Regions from separate parts of the Mus musculus genome. Here region 2 is linked to region 1. A link is a loop called in an ENCODE intact Hi-C map of the cell type or tissue named here. Cell type or tissue: heart. All regions are shown on one strand.

Region 1 (8,000 bases):
TCTGTAATGGGATCTGATGCCCTCTTCTGGTGCACCTGAAGACATGACATTGTACTCATATACTTTTTTTTTTTTTTTTTTTTTGGTTTTCGAGACAGGGTTTTTTTCTCTGTGTAGCCCTGGCTGTCCTGGAACTCACTCTGTAGACCAGGCTGGCCTCCAACTCAGAAATCTGCCTGCCTCTGCAGCACTCCCAAGTGCTGGGATTAAAGGCATGCCACCACTCCAGGCGTACTCATATACTTTAATTAAATAAAATCTTTAAAAAAAAAAGTTAAAACAAAAAAACAAAAGAACAAACTAAAAGTCAAAAGTCAGTAAGAAATTGGAACAAGGGCCGAGAGAGGGCTCGGCGGTTAAGAGTAGCTACTGCTCCTACAGAGGATCTGAAAGTTTGGTTCCTGGCACCACATCAGGCAGTTTATAACTACTGCCTGTCACCCCAGTTCCAGGGAGATTGACACCTCTGGGCTCCTTGGGCACCCACACTCGTGTACACAGACCCATAACAAAAATGGAAAAGAATTTTAAAAATAAGAAAGGAAATTAGAAGCCTGGCAGTGTTGGCCCACACCTTTGATCCCAGCACTCAGGAGGCAGAGGCAGGTAGGTGCATCTCTGTGAGTTGGAGGCCAGCCTCGTCTACAGAGTGAGTTACAGGATAGCTAAGGCAACACAGAGAGATCCTGTCTTTAAGAATAAAATGAAGTTACAAGAAGACACAGATTAAGAAACAGAGAAGTTCTGCATTTTTGCAATGGAAGCAAAGAGGGCAGGAAGAGTCCCCCCTGACCACAAAACTGAGAACCGGCAAAGCAGCAAGCTTCTCTGGGTTTCTCTTTTGTGTGTATTTGGTGGCTTGGGGGGGGGGGGGGGCTGGGCGAGGACAGATCCGTTGCTATACCAACACAGATGACTTTGAACTCCTGGTCCTCCTGCTTCTGTCTCCCAGGTACTAGGATTACAAACATGAACCACAATGCTTGGCTCCAGCAGTTATTTTTCTCTTCTTCTTCTAAAAATAATTAAATGTATTTATTATTTATGCATATGCATGGGTGTGTGTGTAGAAGTTTGCGTGCAGATGAGTGGGTGTGCTTAGGAGTGTGTATGTGGTGGTTCACAACTGTCTGTAACTCTCATTTCAGAGCATTTGACACCCTTTCCTGACCTCCACAGGCACGTGGCATGCACACAATACAATTACATGCATGCAGGCAAACATTCATACACACTAAAAGAAAAAAAATAAATTTTTAGAGAAAGAGTACAAAGTTCACATGCCTAAATAAACCGGTCCGGTTTCCTCCCCTAATAACCCATCTAAGCTCAAATGCACAGACAAGAGGCAAAAGCCTGCACGGGAGGCTGAGGGGTTTGCAGGGCTGGCATTACCCAGGGCATCTTGCAGCAGACAGATGCTCAGAATCCTAAGACTTCCTCCACGTCCCAAGTTGCCAGAGCAGTTCTAGAATGCCCTGCTTAGTCTCCCCTCTCTGAGTCGCTAACCCTCCTGGCTCTGCCACTGCTCTGCCACCCCTGCTCTGCCAGCAGCTTTTCCTGAGTGGGCCTGGGAGGAATCCCTCCAGAACACAGCAGGCTTGTGCTTCATGTCTACCCCCTTCCTTGGCAATTGTCACAATATGTTTCGAACCAAGGCTGGAGGAGGAAAAACGATGAATATTTACATGTAAATATTTTTGCCCTGTTGCACAGAAATAAAGATTGGAAGGAAGTCAGCTGAACACTAACAGGAAGAGACCAACAGAGGCATGGAATCAGATAAAGTTGGGCCGGGTTCCGGGCTGTGCCATTCCGTCCTAGCTGTGTGACCCTAGCAAGGAACCCTCCCTGGACAACTTTGTCCAGACCCCAGATTCCCACTGCATGAATTACTTAGCATTAACCAATCCATCCAGTATAGTTTACAGAATAAACTTGTATTCTCGGTACTTGGGAGGCTGAGGCAGGAGGATTGCTCGAAGTTCAGGGCCAGGTTGGGCTACATTGTCAGTTCCAGGTTTAATTTGGGTCACACAGACTATGCCTCAACATAATAAGACAATATCAGCTGGTCCAGGGTGGTGGCAAACACGTTTCACACAAACCAGCACTAGGGAGTCAGAGGATATTTGTGAGTTCGAGGCCAGCCTGGTCTAAAGAGGGAGTTCCAGGCCAACCAGGGCTACACAGAGAGACCCTATCAACCAAACCAGAACCAAATAAGCAAGCCAATGCAGGCTGGAGGAGAGCAAGTAACCAAGGAGACTTAATCTTGATGACTTTCTTGGTTCTTACCAATATTCCCTCTAAAACTGTTGACAGTGATCACGTAGTTCTGTTATATTGTTATAAGCACAGGCCCAAACTAAGAGTTCATTACTGGTGGACTAACTGAATTGTAAATGTTCATTTTCTGGAAATACCGACTCTTTAAATAACAATCCTATCTATTATGTATTGACACAAACACAGGACAGTATAGATTGAGTCAACCATAGGCATGTGACCTCTTCTTATTTATATATGTAGGATCTCTCAAGCCGGTAAACACAAAAATACTGTGTGTGAAAAAAAAAAGTAAAAGGATGAGGACTTTTAGTTCTACAAGGCAGTTCATGTCTTTAATCCTAATGCTCGGAGAAAGAGGCAGGCGAATCTGAGTTCAAGGCTAGCCTGGTCTACACAGTGAGAAATCCCGTCTCAAAACAAAACAAAACCTGAAAGTTCTCTCTCTTTTTTTTTCAAATTTTTTATTAGATATTTTCTTCATTTACATTTCAAATGCTATCCTAAAAGTCCCTATACCCCCACCCCCGGCCCTGCTCCCCTACCCACCCACTCCCACTTCTTGGCCCTGGCGTTCCCCTGTACTGGGGCATATAAAGTTTGCAAGACCAAGGGGCCTCTCTTCCCAATGGTGGCCAACTAGGCCATCTTCTGCTACATATGCAGCTAGAGACACGAGCTCTGGGGGTACTGGTTAGTTCATATTGTTGTTCTACCTATAGGGTTGCAGACCCCTTCAGCTCCTTGGGTACTTTCTCTAGCTCCTCCATTGGGGGCCCTGTGTTCCATCCTATAGATGACTGTGAGCATCCACTTCTGTATTTGCCAGGCACTGGCATAGCCTCACTTTTTTTTTTTTTAAGGCATGATTTCTCTGAGTGCTCTGTAGACCAGGCTGGCTTCAACCTCAGAGATCTGCTTGCCTCTGCCTCCCAAGTCCTGAGATTAAAGTCCTGTGTCACTATGGCCGGCTTAAATTGGTTTTTGTAAGGTTAATTTTTAAAAAGATTTATGAATTAGAATTACATTTTAAATGTTTTAACTTTCGCTGTGCCAGGGCCTCATATTAAAAGGGGGGGGGAGGAAGGGAGGGAGGGAGAGAGAGAGAGAGAGAGAGAGAGAGAGAGAGAGAGAGAGAGAGAGAGAGAGAGAGAGAGAGAACGAGCGAGCAGGCAGGGTTTATTGGTACGTCCAGTCTATGCTGAACCCCAGAAAACAGAAAGAAAATGCATCTCCCTCCTATCCCTGGTGCACTTCAGTTAACAATAGCATTCAGTGTTAAGTTGCTGAGGCTGTCCCCCAGCCCTCCCTGTAAGGGAAACTGCTGGAGTCACAAACGGACTCGGGAGAACTCACCTCTATCTGTCTAGCTTGCTTGTTTTAGGTTTTGGATGCTTGTTCGGTTTTGTTTGTTTTAGTTCTTTAACACAGGGTCTCACTTTGTATTCAAAAAGCCAGGAACTCACTATGTAGCCAGGGCTGGGCTCCAAGACCTTCCCGCCCCAGGAATGACAGGCATGAGCCACCATGCCTGGCAACCTAATCTTGTTGAAACTGAAGATGAAGCGCTCATGAGCCTCTCTGTTTGGCTGGGTTCTGAGAAGGGCATATCCTGCTGTGAGTGGCGGGAGGGTGCCGCCAAGTGACAAGCCTGGGCAATGGCTGGAATGTTAAAGCGTGGATGACACACCAAGGACCTCCGACTAACTCTATAAACCAAGGACCTAGATCTAGTCCCAGACTGGGCCCCAGGACTGTCCTGTATGTCCTCCCCCAAGCCGCGTTCCGACACATGGCACGACTGGAGCCCATTTCCGAGATACCCTAGGGCCAGCATCGAGCACCCAAACCCACCAAGCCACGTGGTGCCCTGTAAATCAGCCCCGTGCTCGCTTGGCTTCCGCGTGGCTACTGCTCCCATCACCCCGCGCGCTCCCCAGATTATGACCCCGCCCCTGAGGGGGCGTTCCAACCTGAAGCCCCGCCCACACACGTGCGTGCGCGTGCTCCCTGGGCCTCCTGGGACTGGCGATAGCCAAAGCTGGTCCCTGGGAAGCTTGGGTCTGGTGTCGGCCTCGGTGAGGGCTGTGATGGTCGGGTCAGAGCCGTACATGAGCTGGGCGGTCCTGGGAGAGGCTGTCGTGTGTCGTGGACGACGTCAGATCAGACGCTTGGAGGGGAGCCTGTGGGAGCTTCCAGTTTCGGGCCCAGAGGACCCAGTGCGGTCACTGGCTCCCACGCACGCGCGGAGCTCAGCTCTGCGTCGCCCCCGTGCGGACAGAGGAAGCAGTGCCTGCCTGGCACCCGAGGACTCCTCTGGGCTGCATGCGACCCAGGCACGCGTGGCCACCTAGGCGATCTACTCTCCAGACACCGCCCCCTTCCGTTGATGGACCGGAGGACGGTCTGATGTTGTCATGGCGACGGCTGACCAGTGATTTCCTCTAGCTACTGTGAATCTTACTCTGGACAGAGAGAGCACTGGAGTACGGTTACCCAGCCTCCTTGCTGTGTCCTCAGTCAGTAATCTAAATAGATGAGAATTGATCCCTCCCTAAAGCAGCAAGGCCTTGAACAACAAAGCAACCTTTCCTAAAAGCCTGCTTACCTAGTGAAATCAAAGATCAGTGATAATAAAAGTATTCTTATTCCCAGTTCCTGAAAGTGGGTAATATTTGGACCAGCGAGATGGATCAGTGAATAAAGCGTTTGCTGTGCAAATCTTAGGCCCTGAGTTTGATCCCCAGAGTCCATGCAGATGTAGAAGGAGAAAAATAAGACTCCAGAAAATTGTTGTCTGACCCTCATTTGCATGTAGCTGCATCTCCAATCCCGATAAAAATAAATGGAACAAAAAAATTAAGTTGATAAAATTTAATGAGGCTGATTAAGCTGGGTTCTTACAGAGTACCTTTGTATACATGGTAACTGCGTTCCTTACCAAATTAAGGAGTAGACACTCTTATGTAAGAAGGAAGTTTAGATTCAGAGAAATAACTTGTCCAAAGTTATACTGCGGATGTAGCTCAGTGGTAGAGCACTTACCCAGTGTGTGTGAAACTCTGTTTTCAGTCCTTGGTACAGCAAAGTCAAATACAATGGTAGGCTAAGTTCGTTGTAGTTGTTGTTGTTGCAGACAAGCTCCTATTTAGCCCAGGTTGGCCTTGCAGGCATAGCTGATCTTCAACTTCTGATTATTCTGTTTCTATTCCTCCACCCAAGTGTTTTGCACGGTGTGTGCCACCATGCCCAGTTTGAGTCAGTGCAAGGGATCAAACCCAGGGCTTCATGCATGCTAGATAACACTATCAACTGACCTGCATTCCAGCTTATATCCAGTTCTTTCTTTTAATAAACAATAGCATCATCCTGTTTCCTGCTACCCAGGGGACTTCCACGAATTTCCACGGGTGGAGTTTTCCAGAACTGCCACGTGCAGGATCAGGTTGTTCTTAGCAGACACACATTGCTTTCTATTGGGATTTGTGGTGGTTTGAAAGAAATAGGCTTATAGGGAGGTGTGGCCTTTGTTGGCTTTTAATCCCTATGCCAGTGTGCTGAGGGGTGAATGCTGAAGGATGTGTGGATCATTTAGAAAGAACATTCTAGGGCTAGAGAGATGGTTCAGTGGTTAAGAGCACTGACTGCTCTTCCAGAGGTCCTAAGTTCAAATCCCAGCAACCACATGGTGGCTCACAACTATCTGTAACAGGACCTGATGCCCTGTTCTGGTATGTCTGAAGACACCTATAGTGTACTCATACACATAAGATAAATAAGTAAATCTTTAAAAAGACCATTCTAAACAAGAGAGAGAATTGCACACATAAAGATGCAGGAGCCCAATGTGATAGTGTATGCCTGTAATCCCAGCTCTTACATGGCAGAGGCATGACACTCTTGGGTTTGTGGCTAGTCTAGGCTACAAAAGGAGTTAAAAGGCAGCTTTAACATGTCTCAAAAATTATCCAAATTTTATGACTTTAATTCCAGGACTCTGGAGGCAGAGAGGCAGGCAGATTTCTGTGAGCTTGAGGCCGGCCAGCCTGGTCTACAAAGTAAGTTCCAGGATAGTCAAAACTGCCTGAGAAACTCTGCCTCAAAAAATACCAAAATCAATCAATCAATCAATCAACCAATCAATCAATTCATCTAAACCTAAAAACCAAATGAAAACAAAGAAGTAAGAAACCAGGACTGTAGTCAGCAACAGAGACTTACTGTATCAATAACTACAGGAAGAGGGGAGTGCAGAAGAAGGAAAAAGGAAAACAGACATTTCAGAATTCAAGTATACTTGCGTTTCCTTTGAGCAGGAGATCCTAACATTAGTCAATTGAGTATCAGCCTAATGAAGTTTACCAGAAGTGACAGTAATTTTAAAATCATGGGTTAACCTTCTTGATACTGTTTCAGTTAGGATTTCTATTGCTGTGAAAAACATCATGACCGTGGCAACTTTTAAATATTATAAGTTATAGATACTGTATATTTATATATAATTAATAATTAGATTTATTATTGGGCTGGCTTACAGTTCCAGAGGTTTAGTTCATTATCATCAGAGTAGGAAGCATGGAAGCTTGCAGGCAGACTTGGTGCTGGAGAAGGAGCTGAGAGTTTTACATCTCGATCTGCAGGCAGCAGAGAGAGAGGATGATGCTGGGCCTGGCTGGAACATCTGAAACCTCAAAGCCTGCCCCCAGTGACATAGTTCCTCCAACAAGGCCACAAGTCTCTGTGAGCCTATGGGGTCCATCTGCCAGGGACCTTTGCTGAAGAAGGAATCAATGGAGACATTGGCGATCATCGTGGCAAAAGTTGTGATTGCTAGGGCAAAAGTAGCTAGCTTTTGGGGGTTTTTTTGTTTTGTTTTGTTTTCTTCTAACTCTTTGCTCTTCTGGGTCCAGAAACTGCTGGCTTCTGGGGATTGATACCTGCTGTTTAACAGTGGGGTGGGGCGGGTAATAAAATAAAGGAGTTAGCTTATTCAGGCTCTTGTTCTTTTATTCTAGAGATGCTCAGAGTTTTGTCAACTCTTTGAGACCCAGATAAAAAGGAAAAGAAAGTCACACGCACAGAAAGGAAATGTTTTATTTAGGCCATAAGCACAGACACATACACATTCACACACACACACACACACTCATGGGCTTAGGCCTGACCACCTGTCTTCTCAGCTCCACAAGTGTTCACACATACTTACATACATACACATAGACCTACATATATATGTATAGACAAACAGACATATACATATGTACAATTGGGTGGCTGAGGCAGAGCCCCAGATGCCAACCCCTTATTCCTTCCCTCTGACCTTTTTGTATTTTCTTAGACAAAGTTTTTTTTTTTTATAAAATTATCTCATAGACAAAACATTACACAAAAGGGGAGTTACAGAAGGATGTCTATAGTCAGTTCAAAGCAGTGCTTCGTTCTACAAGCTCATTATAAGTTCACAGCAACAGTTTCCCATGGCCTTGCTTTATCCTAGTGCTCACCTGTGGCTTCATCCTTGGACCTGGCCTAGGATGAATGGTTTTCCTTGTTCATGAATCTGTCCCAAGTCTATTTTTCCTTTTAGTGTAATTATGAAAGGTCATAGTGGTTTTTTTAATTACGTATTTTCCTCAATTGCATTTCCAATGCTATCCCAAAAGTCCCCCCCCACCCTCCCCCCCAACTCCCCTACCCACCCATTCCCATTT
Region 2 (8,000 bases), 56 kb after region 1:
CTGAGTCTGGTTCTCTAGGGCCAATCAAATGAATAAGGCCAGGTGTTCTATAATCTTAATGGGAGGTAGACAGGGCTAACCAGCTCATCTGGTCACTGAGCTAGACAATCAGCAAGCTCTAGGTTGTTTTTGAGCAACCCTAGCTCAAAAAGTAAAACGGAACAATTGAGGGAGACATACCACTTTCTGATCTTTACATGATTGGTCCCCAGCATGTATATACACAAATACTTACAAAGATATACAAATGGCTTACAAAACTACCAGATATCCAGTATCCTAGTCACTAAATTCACATCAAAGCCACAAATGCAGTTCACTAGGATATCTAGAAGAAAAATGGGCACTGGTCGAGGGAGATGCGAAGGCACGGAACCTTCAAAGGTCACTGGTGGAAACATTAAATGGGGCCACCACTTTAAGAACCTGGGCAGTCTTCAGAAAGTTGAGTCACCATGCAATGCAGAAACTCCATTCCTGGGACCATGCCCAATTGAAGTGAGCTGACACAACACTTAGACCAGCCCCAAGTGGAAACTCCAGTGTCCTGTAATTCATGAGTAGATGTAAAGGGGCATGCGTGGACACCACAGAACATCCTCAGGGGCAGCAACGCATTAATTCTGTATGAAGAATGGCCTTGAACACAATGCGACGTTTCAATAGACAACCAGACTCTGATTACATTTTAAAAATGTTCTGAATAATCTTTAGATCGATGATTTGGCTTACGGAAGGGGGAGTGGGCATTGACTGCCAGTGAGCATGTGGCTTTTCAGGGCGGAAAGGAATGATCCAAGCATTCTGGAATTAAGAGTGTCTGTCTACACAAACCTGCACACAACACACAGATCATTTGTTGGACCAAATCAGATGAGGCCAGGTCTGGAGGTCACGGGCTGTGGGGTGAAAAGCTGTACACCAACAGCCCCTCTTGTCTTGTGATTCTGTCAGTGGTTCTAATACAGTTAGTTCATGTTGTACTGACCCACGACCAAGGCATTTTCATGGCTACTTTGTAACTGTAATTTTGCTCCTGTTGTGAATCATAAATGTCTGCATTTACTGATAATCTTAGGTAACCCTGGCAACTCAGCTGAGGAAAAAACCCTGAAATCCTGCCTCTGCATATTGGTATATTTGAAGAGTCAGACAATGTCCATAAATAACAGTATTTAGATGTCCTTCCCTAAGAGCTGGGACTGAGCGGTGGTAGTGTGGCAAGCCTTTTATCCCAGCACTCTGGAAGCAGAAGCAGGCAGAGACAGTCTGAGGACAGCTGAGTCTCCTGAGGGAATTCTAGGTCAGCCATGGCTGTGCAAAGAAATGGTGTCTGGGGATAGGTGGGGCGCAGGGAGGGAGCTGAGACTGGTTACAGCAGGTCCTGAGTTGGTAAGAGTTCACTATTAAGAATTTTTGTCTACATGTCTGTGCACCACATGTGCGCCTGGTACACAGACAGTCAGAACTAGAGTTAAAAATACCAGGGGTTAGCCGGTCATGTGTGAGCTAGCAACTTCTGTAAGTCACTAAGTCACCACTGAGCCATGCATCAATGCCCCAGAAGGGTCTGTTTTTGGTGCTGAAATGGTTTTGATGTGGCCAAATTTGGTCTTGGACCTGCATAGTTTAGGATGAACTTGAACTTTGGCCTTGACTAAGCCTCCCAAGTGTAGTGGGGCTACAGTATAATAGTATAAAAGTACAGCAGGTGGCACATGGCTGTGTCTGCTTTAGTAGATCCAACAAAGCAGATGCTAAACCGGCCAATCTATGGGAATAGAGATCAAAGTTGAAGCTCAACACACTTATCCCATTATTTGGCAACAGTGACCTGCAACTGGGAAAACTACCTGCCATGACACATGGCGGCAATGTCTACTTGGTAACTGGCCCAGAGACTGCCACAGCTCATGGAAGAACTGCATGCAGTCCATGGTTAAACGATATTTACAATCTGAAGAATGGTACTGAACCCAATTATAGCTTCAAGTTTTGCTCAAGCACCAACCTGCTAACCATAACCACAGGCTCCCCTCTCTGGAACTGTCCCCAAAGTCAGAGTGAATGTCCCCAAGGTACAGGTCCAACATTCTTTTCTTAAGATTCAATATATGAGTACACTGTTCCCACCGTCTCAGACAGAAAACCCATCCCAAAGCTTTAAGAAGTTAACTGTTAGCTTGACCTTGATACAAGAACACTGCCCCAAGAAAGGCCAACAGCACTCTAGTCGGTCTAGGTGTCCGCACCAAACTTGGCCTGCCAATCAATCTCTACACGTCCTTGAAGAACCATTTCCCAAACCCACTCCCCAGTCTATTTCTGGGAAGCATATATATATACCCACCTCCACTTACCACCATGTGACCAGATCCAAGAGCAATGGATCAATACAAGAGACCTGGAAGGCAGGTTCCCCAGTGTTGGGAAAGATCAGAGGCAGCATTCCAAGCCTAACTGTAACCAGCTTTATTAAAGATTCTTTTCATAAACAATCATGGTATTTCAGGCAGGACATGGGCAGACAATCAACAATATACAAGAACTTCCAAATTCCCTTCTTGTATAGACTACCAAAATCAGAAAGCCACTATAAAACCCAATGAAGTCTTCATTCAATGCTTTGAAAAGGGGGAAGTAGCTTAGAGTGAGGGTTGACATTTCACATTAAGGATGTTGTTTTAACAACTTTTCACAAGCCGACCCTGACTTTTAGGCAGAATTATCAATCTGAAGATCCACAATCTTTTATAAAAGGAACCAGTGCTCTTTTGAGAACACTCAATGAAGTCACTGCAAAGTCCCCATCACTCAATGGACTGGGAAACCAATTTTGGGGGCCCGGTTCCAACAGGTCTCTGGTTTTTAAGGGAATTAAGTCTATGTTGATAGTACAGGGGGAAGAGGATATAAAAGTGAATTTATAGTTTCCCCAGACCACAAGGCATTGTTGTGCCTTGGTGGCCACCTAGGTCAAGACCAGGATCTCTCTCCTGGGAGCCAACAGGAGCCTTCCAAAATTATCAGGGAAAGAGGTTTTCTGTCCTCAATCCAGCTTGGGAGAGATTTTGTTACTGACACATGATCCTTCCCCCACCCAGTAATGAAGTGTTCTGTGTGCTAACAATATAGCTTAAAAAAAAAAAGTAAAACGAAATTCTGCATTTTTATAAAACTTGATAAAAAATAGTATTTCAAACTGTACAGTCACCAGAAGTACACAGTTATCAAAAATGCACACACATCACTTGGCATCTCCAGCACCTTCAGCTTTCTGTGCCTAAATGAAAAACAGATAAAGTCAGTATGTACACCAAAATTTATCTGCTCATAGTATTATATGGAATCATCTTGTTTCCGGGCTAAAATCCAGGTCTTGGGTACTTAAAAAGACCCCATGCATGCACCTGAAGAACAGACCACTTGCCAACCACCCCCCTACTAGAGAAGACCAAAGGTCACTCCCAGCTTTAAAACTCTATGGTACCAGCATGAGTGACCTATCAGGACAAGCTTTAGGTTATGGTAGACCTCTGAGGATTTCAGGCAGGAGGAAAATCACATCTAATGCAGTGTGACACAGATATAACAGGTAACAAGAAGTTTGGCTATCACTAAGTGCAGGTACACCCGACAAGAAACGAACAGCCACTCTACCTGGTCTGTTTTGGCATCTCCATTTTCTGCAGGATTATTCGCATCCTTCCCGGCGTCAGCTTTCCCCTTCTTCCCCTTGGGTACCTTCTCTCCCTTCTAAAACCAAGGAAGGATGGATACAAGAGTTTGTTAGCTTGCACATCTTATGTTACTGTGACATAACCTACAAAGTTCTACAAAGAGGGCTTGTCTATATCCCCTCTACTAAGCTAAAATAAATTACAATTTGCAGTCCTCCAGAGTTGTTCAAATTATAGGACAGCTAAAAATGCTTTTTTAAAGGTCAATTGTAGTTTTCTATAACTGCTGCCAAGGACACTAACAGGACAAGTTCTCAGGAACAAGGCTATCAATCAGAATAGCATAGGGCATCCACTAAAGGAGTCATCTCACGTTGAATTAGGCTAGGGTGGGGAAGGACAGTTCTCTGAAAATTCCTAGTCTAGAATTAGCACCGCGGTGTCTCAGGCTGGCTTACCTTCGCAGGGGCCTTTTTAGGTTTGGGCTCTGGCTTTGGAGGAGCAGGTTTCTTATTTTGGAAAAGTGGGGGAGGGAGAAGAGGAAACCATTAGTACCACAGACCCAAGAAACAACCCATCAAACCACAGCTTAGAAAACTAGTTCTCAGGATCACCTTTCTTTTACAATGTAAAAGCCATCTTTCACTTTAGTCTTAAGCATCAGAACGTGGGACAACAGCAAACACCTCTAGATGTGCAACAGCCACCATATATAATGCAACGGGATCACAGAGATCCGCCCCCAAGTGGTTCCCAGTATCAGGTAAAGATCAGGAAATAGACGCATACACTTACAGCAGACAACCTCGCAGATCTTCTCTGTGGCTATTAAAAAAGAAAGTAAGAGGAATAAGCACAGGTCTCCTCACTAGTCAGCTTCACATTAAAGAAAAGTTAATGAGACAATTCGTGGTCATTTACTACCACAGAACCTTGGTAGCTACTACGCAAGGCTTTGTGCGTTGCCCTCAATGGATAAGACTCACCTCGTCCTTCACCTTGGTTTTGTCTCCTTTAGCATCCCCTTCAGCCTACAAAATGATAAAAAGACCAAAACTTGTAACCTCGGAGGCAAATCTCAGAGAACCGGAACTTAACAGCAACCGTCAGACCCCATTCTAAAAACGCATACACCCAAGTTTTATATAAGAAGCCTTAACGGGGATAAGGCCCAACTAAAGTCCGAGACGCACGGAAGACCGGGCAGGCTGGCCGCAGAGCGCGGGAGAAGCTGGAGCCTGGCCCCACAGGCGCTCGGAGCCACCAGCGCCAGGCATTAACAGCTGCAGATTGTGCAAACAAACCTCTCCGGAGGCGGCGCCTGGCGCCGTTGCCATGGCAGCCGTCGAGGGCGGGAGCTCGGGGAAGCCGTGGGCGGGGGCGCGCGTCTCGTGCGCCCGGAACGTGGGCGGCCGGGGAGGGCGGAGCCACGCCGCGGGCCCGCCCCTCGCGGACGCAGTTTTGGCGGCAGCGCGCTCCCCCGCCCGCCCAGCCGAGCGCCGCCTTCCCGCCCTTTCGGGTTTGAATCGCCCGCTCGTTCGCTCGCTCGCCCGCGGGAGGAAGGGAGGAGGGGAGGGGGCTGCCGGTGGGGGAGGGGGCGCGGGCGGCCACAGGGAGCGGGATAAACAGCTGCCAACATGGCTCCTCCTGCTACCGCCACCGAGCCTCCAATATGGCTTCTGGCGCCCGCGGGCAGCGCGCCTCGCACGATTCGCCCCGCAGCCGGACTCGGGCTGGAACCTCGCGCCGCGCCCGACCTACCGCCGAGTCCCGAGCCCGAGGCTGGCGGTGGTCCCGGGGCGCCCGCGCGCTCGCGCCACGTACCTTTCTTTTGGGCATGGTGGCGGCAGGGGACGTCGGCGCTGAGCACGGGGATACAGCGGCGCGCGGGTTTGCTCCGTCCGGGGGTCGTCCTCGCTGCTTCCTCACACTGCTCGGGCTCCGGGGGGTTTATAAAGTTTTTATAGCGCTGGGAGCCCCGGACCGGTTAGAACCGGATTTCACCTCCCGTCGCCGCTCATTGGCCCAGTTGGGGTCACGTGGGCGGGGTTTAAACTCACCTCCTCTGGAGTGAGGAGGGGGTGCAGGGGGAGGGCGCTCGAGACGGCGGCGCGCCTTGGGGGAGGGGGCGCGCCTCGGAGTCGGAGGTAATAAATGAGGGGCGCGCGAGGCGGCAGGCTTGGGGTTCCGCTCCCGCCCAGACCTGGCTTTTGCAAACTACCAAGTTCCTTCCACCTTATGCAACCCTTCTACCCACTTCTCCAAGCCGTGCGACACTGGGCACATCTCGGCCGCTTTCCTTCCTGCTCCCGCCGGGGCCCCAGCAGAGGGGTTTGTGAGGCCTGGCCGCGCCGCCCAGCTCCAGAGGCGGCGGGAAGCGCGCCGGCCGCAGCCCCGGGGACCACGGGCTCCCGTGGGCTGAGAGCCGGGAGGCTAAGCTTGGCGCAGTCGGACGTGCATCCTTTTGAGTTGCCACCTTGGGGAGTCCCTCGGTGTGCTCACCTGGAAAGCAGTCCACGGGATGTGGAGGTGTGGGCTGGGAGGGGAGACTTTCCACACAGGGATGCCTTTCGGGTACAGCGGGGCAGGTAGGAGCTGTCCTTTCAGCACCTACTGCTGAGCCGCCTCCCCAACGTTAAACAGCCCCCCAACATCTGCCTGGTAGCTTCCTTAAATCCCCTCTGGCCCCTGTCACAGAATGGTGGAGAAAAGCCGGCGCCCCAGCCCGGGAGCACGCCCCTCCCACTCGGCTCTCTGGGTCTGGGCTGCAGCTACCCAGCTGCCCCCACTCAGCAGAGGCCATGGAACCTGGGCTTTGCAGATGCCACAGCTGGCTAAAGCCCGCCTCACACACCATCGAGCTGGCTTGCTCTCGGTTGCGTGAGGAAAAGGCGGTTGAAGGGAAGCGCCGGAAGATTAGGAAACAAGTAGATGAACAGGTGTGATGGCAGAGGGGCCCTTCCAGGCCACCCCCGCCCAAAGTCCGGCCTTCTAGAGCTAGCTGAGTGCACCCGATGGAGGGGGCCAACTGCAGCAGTAAAGCAAAACCTTCTCTCGTTTGCAGTTACCACACAAACCTTGTATCTCAAAAAGAAAATTTTAAATTCTTTTTGACATCCATAACACAACTGGCTAACATCTGCAATAGGGTGTTTGGTGCTCAGGCGGAAGGCACAAAATAGGTCCCATCTTAATTTCTGAGGCAAGGGTTGAAGCTAGTTTGTAATAGCCATGGCAGCAGAAAGCAGACATCTGCGAATTCAAATCAAGCATTTTTCAGCCTTTGCCTCTGGACAACAGTGGATCTGCCTCTCCTTTCCACGCCCACAGTGGCTCCCGAGGCAGCCATCCTCCACCCCACCCTGTGCACCTTTCCCAGAATACAGGTCCTGGGGCTGGAAGATACCAGCCCCATTAATCACCGCTACTGTACTCCAATCTTAAGAGAAAGTCAGCCAGGCCTCAACAGCCCTGCTTGCCCGGCAGATTCCGTTTGCTGCCTCCAGCCTCTCATTCCCGCCTTAATTGTAGGGCTCTGTATTATAGCCACATAATTCATGCCTCCCTAATTAAAGCTGTCAACAGCCTCATTGTAAAGCTGGAAAATGCACAGCACCTGCTCTTGGGGATCTCTGTGCCAGGGATTGCTTTTGGGGAGTGCCAGGTGTACAGGGGGCCTTGCCAAAGGGTGCACTGATTGGCTCTTGGTTTCAGTGTCAGGCCTTTTTTGATTCTGATAGGAAGAAGATGGCCAAAAAGTTCACCAGTGCCAGGCATCTGGGCACAGAAATAGGGATGGGGAAGAAGGCATAGCGCACGTTTTGGGGAGGGAGGTGCTGGGGGGAGGGCTTACAGACAGCATGAGACCAGAGTGACATTTGGTTGGTGGTTCTGGCTAGTACTCACAGCTCAGAGACACCTGAAGCAGACTAGCTCAGCAGAGACCTTTCTTCAGAGGTCATCTTCTCTCCTCAGCCCATGGGGAGGCCAGGAAAGGATGCAATCTTGCCTCTTTCCTGATGGGGAAGAGTTGGCCTCACAGGCTGAGAGGGCTAGAGTAAGTTCTGCCATGCAGAAAGCAAACTGTCTCAGGGCCTACTTAGGGAGCCAGGTCAAAGAGCTGTGAGGACCTTTTAGACTGGGAGTGGGAATCAGTTTGAGATGGCAAGGGAAGAAGACTTCAGGCCACTGGGAAATGCTTGGTTCTGTTCAGTCCTCGTATGTTAAACACAAATTGGCTTGTATTGGATTAGACTCTAGGACCTCTATGGGCCCTTCTGCCACCCTGTCTGTAGTCACGGAGGGGGTTGGGTCTCACAG

What was found. A loop is a pair of places that touch in the nucleus more often than their neighbours do. Peaks named below come from ENCODE experiments on the same cell type or tissue, not always from the same donor. Only the 100,000 strongest peaks of a DNase experiment are listed, where the experiment ranks them.
Region 2: a loop joins it to region 1, with 7 times the contacts of the local background. A loop is called at or near these places in 12 of 42 quality-filtered maps.

The regions. Positions count from the first base shown.
Region 1 is chr4:133,906,502-133,914,501 of GRCm38, forward strand. No RefSeq gene overlaps it. Among named protein-coding and RNA genes, the nearest start is that of Rps6ka1, 23 kb to the left of the region's middle. In heart, no CTCF peak of the experiment used is centred here; a DNase peak (open chromatin) is centred at 4,470; H3K4me3 peaks cover 1,705 bases; H3K27ac peaks cover 1,690 bases.
Region 2 is chr4:133,962,291-133,970,290 of GRCm38, forward strand. It overlaps Hmgn2 (high mobility group nucleosomal binding domain 2), which reads right to left and starts at 5,701. Exons shown (of 6, transcript NM_016957.3): 1 at 5,505-5,701; 2 at 4,667-4,711; 3 at 4,476-4,505; 4 at 4,139-4,189; 5 at 3,661-3,756; 6 at 2,449-3,283. The coding sequence starts at 5,519. The coding sequence ends at 3,248. It overlaps Dhdds (dehydrodolichyl diphosphate synthase), which reads right to left. Exons shown (of 9, transcript NM_001362959.1): 9 at 6,738-8,000. In heart, a CTCF peak has its summit at 4,969; DNase peaks (open chromatin) are centred at 5,021 and 5,711; H3K4me3 peaks cover 3,381 bases; H3K27ac peaks cover 2,323 bases.